2 separate regions of the Homo sapiens genome follow, and region 2 is linked to region 1. A link is an interaction called in ENCODE POLR2A ChIA-PET data of the cell type or tissue named here. Cell type or tissue: MCF 10A. All regions are shown on one strand. Links, peaks and the distances in the headings refer to the core of each region. The heading gives the core; the rest is flanking DNA.

Region 1 (4,395 bases), core at 263-4,262:
GACATTGTTGAGCCACAATCTAACCATGCCAACTTGTAGACTTTTTTAAAATGAAGTAATAAAAGTCCTTATTGTTTTGTTTTGTTTTGTTTTTGAGACAGAGTCTTGCTCTGTCCCCCAGCTGGGGTGCAGTGGCGTGATCTCAGTTCACTGTAACCTCTGTCTCCTGAGTTCAAGCGATTCTCCTGCCTCAGCCTCGTGAGTAGCTGGGATTACAGGTATGCACCACCATTTCTGCTTAATTTTTGTATTTTTAGTAGAGATGGGGTTTTACCATGTTGGCCAGGCTGGTCACGAACTCCTGACCTCAAGTGATCCGCCCACCTCAGCCTCCCAAAGTGTTGGGATTACGGGCGTGAGCCACCATGCCCGGCCCTTGTTGTTTAAGCAACTTTTAGTCACGTATGCTGTTCCATCTATACCAAAGCATCTGAACAAATATATCAGGGAAACCTCTTCTCAGTTGACCCTCCCTTTTTCTTCTCCTTTCCCTGCTTTAATTCAGGGGACTCAAACCTGGATGCCTGCAGGGACCAGAGCAGAACTATGCAAAACTGGAACTTGTGTGGCACAAGGAAGGCGAATTAGAGAGGGTGTGCCCCTTGTGAAGGGGCTGATGCTGGTTATTGAGCTCCAGCTGGTTCTGGCTGTGCAGGAATCCTATCCAGCTGTGGCTGGATATTTTTATTTTTCAGGAGAAACTGGAAAACTGGAGTTTTAGTGGACTCTCTCAATTTAGAAATGCATGTTGAAATTTTAAAGTAAGATACTGTATATGAACCAAACTGATGTATCCATGCACTAGGTATGGTCTCAGGGTCATATATTTGTGACTTGGGTTTAACTCCAGAGTTTCATTTTTCCTTGAGCTTGGTCCTTAAGGCTGTCGGTGACTTATTTCAGATTTTGCTCTTGGGTAGGAGCTGCGGTTGTGGGCTTGAGTTTTGTGGGAGTGGGGAATAGAGGAGGGGAGAAAAGAGAATAAAAGGATATAACTGTGTCCTGACATTAAGGTAGGACATCTGCAAGCCAACAAGCTTTTATCCTGCAGGATAAACCTTCTCTTAGTATAAGTCCTGTGCATGATTTTACTGAAAAGGCCACTGTTGTTTTCTCCACCATGAATTATGTTACCAAAGCCCCCTTCTCTTATCTAAATGCCAGTGTGGCTCAGGCTCTAAGAATCGGGGTGGAGGGGACCTATACCACCAAACGACCATGAAGCTAGGAGTTTTGATGCAATTTCCCAGGAAATTGCCATCCTGTTTGACTTAATTAGTGCTGTGAAGACACCAGTTTTGTCTAGGAGCACGAATTCTCAGTTCTCATTTAGCCCAATAAATGTTCAGTTCTTTTCAGCTAAAGAAAATATCCCATGGAAAATACAAGGACATACCCTTTTCGTGCAAACTGCATTTGGGTACATGAATAAATTCAAACGGGGCCCTCTAGGGAAGGCCTGGACTGCTGTGGACATTTTAGACCTTTGTTAGACCAACTTTCCATGGACCTGAGGACTCTGACCCCCAAGGGGGCAAGTCCAGGCTCCTTGTCCCTGCATGACCCACACAGGTTGTTTAATTTAATTCTTCAGGCTGTTAAATTGGAAATCTTCATGTTTGCCTCCAGGTCATCAAATTAAAAATTTTCAGAGCTCCTTTGTTGCAAGACTTCAGAGAACAGCTAAAATGAACTTCATGCCATGTACTGTATACAGCCCAATGATGCCCCTTGATGACAAGAGGGAATGAGTCACCACCAGCTTCAGGGATTTGGAAGAAATGTCAATGAAGTCATGAATAATAGGTGCTGCACTGACACCTAAGAAGGTTAAGGTCAGGAATTAGTTGGCAGGGAAGAAAATTGTGAAGGAGGCCACCCACAGCTCTACAGAGCTTCAGTAGCTTGTGTCATCTGATTGGATAGTGGTGAGCTGGGATAGCCAAGAAAATAAGGAATTTATTTCATTTTGAAGAAAGAAAATATGTGTATGTTGGTGGTGGTGGGAGGTTCTTCCCAAGGGCAGAGAGGTGGACTTGATGGCTTTTGGAAGCCCCACCAAGCTTCAGGCCTTTATTGTGGCTCTAGGGGCTGGTATTAGAAATCAGTGGGTCTGAGCACTTCTCCAAGCATCCTGGGAATCTTCAGAGGGAATATTTTACAGAAAGGCAGAAACCAGTCTAGTTACCTCTAGAGAGAAGACCCCAATAGCCCAGAAGGGCTACAGAATGTTAGGTTGTGTTTCTGTTCCAGTATGAAGACACTATCAAGACAGTAAGTCGTCCAGAAGACATTTTCTGCCCTCTGCATAAAAAAACAAAGAGGTGGGGTTAAAAAGCTGATGGTTGTACTTCCACTGACCTTCCAATCAAATACTATTTTGGTGATTCATTCTGGGGGAATGAAGCAATGGATCATCATCAAAAAAAATGATGGAGTGCCTCATCATTTCATGGTATCTCCATTTGTTTTTCTGTCTAAATTAACCAGAAAAATTCCACTGGGGACAGGCCTGCACACTGTCTAGAGATGGAAGGAGGTGAAACCACCTCCACGATGGTCATTGCCATGGCTTTCACTCCTGTTGCCACCATCATCCAGTATATGTGTAGACTGAGGGGGCTCTGAGATGAGCACAATAACAACGAAAAGTCCTGTCATAGGCTGTCATAGTCAGGGTTTGTTGTTAGGGATCGGCACTTGGGGAAGGGAGAGGAAACAGGATTGAACAGAGGCAGAAGTTGAACTGTGATGTTTATTAGAGTTGTCCTCAGTGAGCTGAAAAGACTGAGCCTTTATCAGTGATTGGGTATGTGCTGTCAGGGAAGGGTACTCTCCTGGGCAAGGTGGCTCTCTGCAGCTGAGGCTGCCAAGCTCATGCTGACAGCTGGAGTGTCTGCTGATGGCACTTGCAGCAGCGGACTCAGTGGGTTCTTTCCTGAAGGAGGCTGGAGCCCTGCAACTCTGTGCCCTTCAAAAAGCCCAGATCTTGGGTATAAACCCAAAGGATTATAAATCATTCTGCTGTAAAGACACATGCATACTTATGTTTATTGCAGCACTATTTACAATACCAAGGACTTGGAACAAACCTAAATGCCTATCAATGATAGACTGGATAAAGAAAATGTGGCACATATACACTATGGAATACTATGCAGCCATAAAAAAGAATGAATTCATGTCCTTTGCAGGGACATGGATGAAGCTAGAAACCATCATTCTCCACAAACTAACACAGGAACAGAAAACCAAACACCGCATATTCTCACTCATAGGTGGGAGTTGAACAATGAGAACACATGGACATAGGGAGGGGAACATCACACACTGGGGCCTGTTTGGGGGTGGGGGGCAAGGGGAGGGAGAGCATTAGGACAAATATCTAATGCATGTGGGGCTTAAAACCTAGATGATGGGTTGATAGGTGCAGCAAACCACCACGGCACATGTATACCTATGTAACAAACCTGAACGTTTTGCACATGTATCCCAGAATTTTTTTTATAAAAGCCCAGATCTTGAATCCAAGGAAGGTTTTATTGCAGATTTCAGAGCCATGAAACTGCCTCTCAGGACCTTGGTCTATCTCTTGACCAAGCAGTCAGACAAAGCAAGTGAAATTTCTATGATGGTAGTGAGAGCCAGGCAAGACTGGCAAGACCTCAGGCTTATGATTCAGACAGACCTGGATTCAAAGTCCACACTCATACTCACCAGTTGCATGACTCTAGGCAATCACATCACCTTCTCTGAGCTCCATGTCCCTTTCTGTAAAATGGGGATAATAATAGTTTGCTGGTCCAGGGCCCACTTGTCTTCCCATAGTGTCTTTCCCTTCCCACCTCTGTTCTGTATCACAGGGATCTTATCTCTGCAAGCTGTAGCTCCCAGGCTCCTGCATCAGCTGGCTTCTAGCTGAGTTTGGCCAATGATATTTTGGGGACAAGAAGAAGCAGCTAGTTAGGGCATTTCTCCCTCCCTGCTTCAGGTGGTGTCCCCAGCAGCAGCTGCATCTCTGCAAGCAAGAGCACTCATTAACATAGACACACTCAAAAGGCCACATGTGCAATTTCTAACAATGTTGACGAGCCAGTGCCTTAATTATTTTATTATTTTAAAATAAGGTTATTTTATTTGATTAATCATGAGAGTATTTTAATCTTATAAGATTATTTTAGTTGATTAATCGTCACTCATGTAGAGGATATGATACAAGTTGGGCATTTTGATTAGGACATGAAAAAGCAATGTTGGAGTTTATCAAGTTTATCAAAGCTTATTGTCCTGCAGGATCCCTCATGAGTACATAAAGTAGTAGGGAAGGGCTCCAGGGTGTCAGAGAGGAACAGTAAGGCAGAGGAGGAGACCCTGCAGAGAGATGTTTAAATAGCA
Region 2 (4,395 bases), core at 132-4,131, 92 kb before region 1:
GGTACTATTGTTGGTCCCATTTTTTTGGATCAAGAGACCAGTATATGATAGTCATAGTTATTTAACTTGCTATATGTCCATTCATTTGTTCGTTCATTCATCCGTTCCACAAACACTAAGCTCCTGCTAAGTGCTAGGCATGAGGACAAGCTGTGGGAATGCAGAGATGAGTTTGGGGTGTGGTGTTGCACCATGGCAGCTAAGAGGCCATTCAACAGAACACATGTAGCATTAGGAAGGGGGCATAAATTTTACTTTCCCCCTATGTCTGCGCGGCATACGTTTTTTGGTTGTTCTTCACGTTCATCACACTGGAAGCACCATGTCAGGGACAATGATGGGCTAGATTTTTGCCTCTGTTTTCTTACAATGTACCCTCCAAGGACCATGGCCTTGAGAAGTGTTCAGCCAAAGGTGAGGGGGTGATGCCAACTTTTCTCATGGGCATTTACTGCCACATTTTGGGTTTGGGCTCATTACACTGTTTATTCCTCTGAGAAGAAGAAGCCAAGGGCCATTCTTTGCCCTTGGCTGATTAGGCAGTGTGGTCAAGTGGCTGGAACCCAGAACTTGGGATGACACAGACCCGTATTGAAACCTCTCTTGAGTTATTGGCTGTTCAGCTTTAGAAGAGTTAATTAGCCATCTCAGCCTCAATTTTCCCATCTGTAAAATGGGGACAATATCTATGTCATAGAGTTACTGTGAACACATGAAAATATCCATGTAAAATACTTGACACAGAGTCTGACATCTTGAAAATAATAAATAGTGACCATTTTCTAAATATACTTTATATCCTGACCCATTCTCTTCCAGGAACTCAGCTCTGATTAGCCCCACTCAACTCAGATGGACTTATTTATTCTGTACCCCATAGAATTCATACAAGCAGATCATATTTTGTTATTTTATTGTTTGCTTTTTCATGTTAAGCCATCCCAGGTCTGGCTGAATCCTAGTTCATCACCCAGATTGTAAATTCCTTCTGGAAAGGAGCTATATCTTCATTTCTTTTCTTTTCCCCTCCAGATTTGTATATTTTTTTTATTTCAAAAGTAATACATGCTGAATTTAAAAAATACGTATTACAAAAAATCTGTTAAGTCTAGAGTGAAAATACTCCACTTAAGCAGAAGGGATCAGAGTTAACAGTTTTATTTGGAATCCTTCCAGATTTAAAAAAATGGGGTCATACTGCACATACCTTTCCCCAAATTGCTCTCTTTGCTTACAGTATGTAAAAGATATTTCCTTGTCAAAGTACGTGGTGCTATTTCACTTCTCTCCCCACCCCACAAGGGCTGCATTACATCCTACTGTCTGGATAGATGGTAGTTTTATTTAATGCCTTCTCTATAGGTGATTTCCAATTTTTGGCTATTACGGACTGCAGTGATGAAAAGCCACATGCATTCACTTTTTCATGCACATTTGGGTGTTTCTGTGCAATAAATTCACATGAGGAATCACTGGGTCATTTCCACATTTAAGCCCTGACAGCCAAATTGCCTTTTGAACTGGTTGTACTAATTTACCCACCTATCAACTGTGCCTGAATCTGACATTTTCCCTACAACTCCCCACCTCTGGGCTCTTTCAGCCTTTTTAATCCTCACTTGTTTGGTAGGTGAACACTGATCTTGCCCTCTTGTTCCATTTGCATTTCATTTTATTTTGTCCTCCTTTGCACCCTGAACAAGTCCTCAGTGACTTCTGACAGGGAGTCCCCTTTTTTATTGGAATGGGACTCCCTGGAATAGAATCCTGGCTCTGGCCATGTGACCTTGGGCCAGTTTCATACTGTCCCTAAGCCTTAGTTCCTCATCAGTAAGATGGGCTAATAATAGTACTGACCTCTCTGATTGTTGTGAGGATTAAGCAAGGTAAAAACATGTAGAGTCCTTATGAGCACTCTGGATCCCAGGTGTCTGTCACTCAGTCAACTCTGCATGAATAGTAATTAACTAAATAATAATTATTGTCCCTGTAAATCCCTGATTGGGCTGGAAATCTAATTTTAGGAAACATATTTGGGGTCTATTTTACTACATGTATCATTTTGGGTGAACTGCTTTCCAGTTTTGTGCCTGTTTTCTTTCTTTAATTGAGTGGTGTGAGCTGGGTCTTTTTCAGCCTTAAAATTCAGAGTTCTGGCTGGGTATGGTGGCTCACACCTGTAATCCAGCACTTTGGGAGGCCAAGGAGGGCGGATTACCTGAGGTCAGGAGTTTGAGACCAGCCTCGCCAACATGGTAAAACCCTGTCTTTACTAAACATACACAAATTAGCCAAAATGCTCGCTTGAACCCAGGAGGTGGAAGTTGCAGTGAGCTGAGATCGCTCCATTGCTCTACAGCCTGGTCTGTGTCAAAAAAATAAATAAATAAATAAATAAATTCAGATCCCTCATGAAGTCAGAGACCAAAGCCTTGCCCATCCCTGCTGGGGCGTGCCTGCTTCCCTAGACTTTCACCACAGCGGGGCAGTGTGGGTCAGGGACTGGACCGCCAGGCTGCCACAGATGCCACAAATTTTTCGACCCCCTCCTTCCTCCTTCTTCCTCTGCCAGCACAGTAGCTGCTGGGATTAGGGGGGTCCCGTTTGCTGCACTGGCCTGCCTTGGTGGAAACCAAGAAGCTGTCGTTAAGTAACAAGATGCTAAGCCTGTTAGGCATGTAAGAGGATGTGTGGCAGGGATCGTTTCCCCTGGGCAGCCAAACAGACCTGTCACTGGAGAAGAGTGTGGTGGGTGAAGCTGCTGGGTGAGGGGAGTAAATACAACAGGAAGTGTGGGTTCCTGGAAGGCCTGGACACTCTGTGCTGGAAGTCAGGGCTGCGCTGGGCTCTTTAACAATGCCACTAACCCCCTGTGCATGTTCCCGAGCCTGGCCCTGAGCCTGCCTCCGCTTCCCTTGCTCATGGAATGTTCCTGATGCTCCTTGCCCTGCCTCTTGGAATCATGGCTCGCCAGGCCTGGGAAGCCTCCTTCCTTAATGGAGGGCCAGTGAGGGTGAGGGGAGTGACTCACTCAAGGTCACTCAACTGGTGAATGGCAGAGTGGCCACCACGACCTGTTCAAGTTGCCATTCATTTGCTTCAGCAAATATTTATTGAGGCAGTGGAGTTTAGTGGTTAAGGACCTGCTCAGACATCACAGGTAGGTAGATCTGGGTTCAAACCCTAGCCCTGGCATTCTCAGCTGGGCGACCTTGGAGAAGATCCTTAAGTTTGGTGAGGCTTGGTTTCCTGGAAAATTGGGAGGGTAATAATTATTTTCTGTACGGATGAGGTGAGCTCAGGCTTGGTAAGTACCTGGCACATTGAAAGCACTCAATAAGTATAGCTATGATGACTGCTTTGAGCGCTGCTACTGTTACAACTGCCAGCACCGCTGTTACCACCAGTACCACTGCTACCAAGATGAAGAAGGTGGTGAAGAGGATGAGGTCTATGTGCTGTGTGGGCATTGAGACTTACCCTACTGCTCTTTCCAATACCAGCTGAATTATGGTCTCCACGTGGTTCCTGAACCTGCTAAAATTGTGGGCAACATTCCTATATTTTCTTGGTTAGGGTCCATAGCTGTCGTCATGGTCTCAAGGGGATCAGTAACCCTCAAAGGGTTGAGACTCCCCCATCCCAGGTCTAAAGCTTGCTAAGCATTCATCATTCTGCCACCTGGACCACCATTTACTTAGCGCTTTTCTTTGCGTCAATTAGTTTTTGGTATCTCAATTCTTTTGAAGGAAGCTTTCTATCACTATTTTAAAACTTGCATCATTTACTATAAATAAAACATCATGGTGGAGAAAATAAGATGAAAACAAAACAATGTTTGTACCTCCTGGATAGCTCCAGACTGTGGTGTGAATGAGGCCTGCTCCCTCTTTCTCGAAAAGGGAGATTAGCAGTGGTTGAGAGGTGCTGAAGACATTTTGGCCCTAAACTGAGAGGCACTGCTCTCTGAGGAACCTAAAGGATTGAAAGAGAAGTGAACAGGGAACCACTTTGTCTCTGGAGAGCCCAGGCCCTGGCACACGTAGTAGGTGCTGAAATAGATATTTGCTCAGTGATGGACTGACTGAATATGTGACTCACGGTTTCTTGTGCTATCTCTAGATGTCATTTCAATCTTGCACACCACCCAAATCCATAGTGAATTTCTCCTGCTATGTAGGTGCAGCCCTGGGAAACCACATGTGGGAAGCATTTCTATTATTTTATTCTTTTTTTTCCGGGGTGGGGTGGTGAGGGGAGGAGGGATAAATCGAGGAACAGATGTTGCCGTGAGCCCACCCACATCACTTAGTCTTTGAGTGCCCAAGGGCGATTTAGAGGGACTGAGAAGTGCAAGGGTCAAAGGCTCACATTGAGCAGGATATACACAGGGAA

The links. ChIA-PET counts read pairs that join two places held together with the same protein. Peaks named below come from ENCODE experiments on the same cell type or tissue, not always from the same donor. Only the 100,000 strongest peaks of a DNase experiment are listed, where the experiment ranks them.
Region 2: POLR2A ChIA-PET joins it to region 1 with 5 read pairs; 1 of 35 experiments calls an interaction of 5 or more read pairs at or near these places.

What each region holds. Positions count from the first base shown.
Region 1 is chr5:159,871,887-159,876,281 of GRCh38, reverse strand. It overlaps a transcript of ADRA1B not described here. Among named protein-coding and RNA genes, the nearest start is that of LINC01847, 2.7 kb to the right of the region's middle. RefSeq lists an enhancer at 1,301-2,500. In MCF 10A, for the core only: no CTCF peak of the experiment used is centred there; a DNase peak (open chromatin) is centred at 1,781.
Region 2 is chr5:159,963,834-159,968,228 of GRCh38, reverse strand. All of the region lies in intron 1 of ADRA1B (adrenoceptor alpha 1B), which reads right to left. Among named protein-coding and RNA genes, the nearest start is that of TTC1, 43 kb to the left of the region's middle. In MCF 10A, for the core only: a CTCF peak has its summit at 2,502; a DNase peak (open chromatin) is centred at 2,468.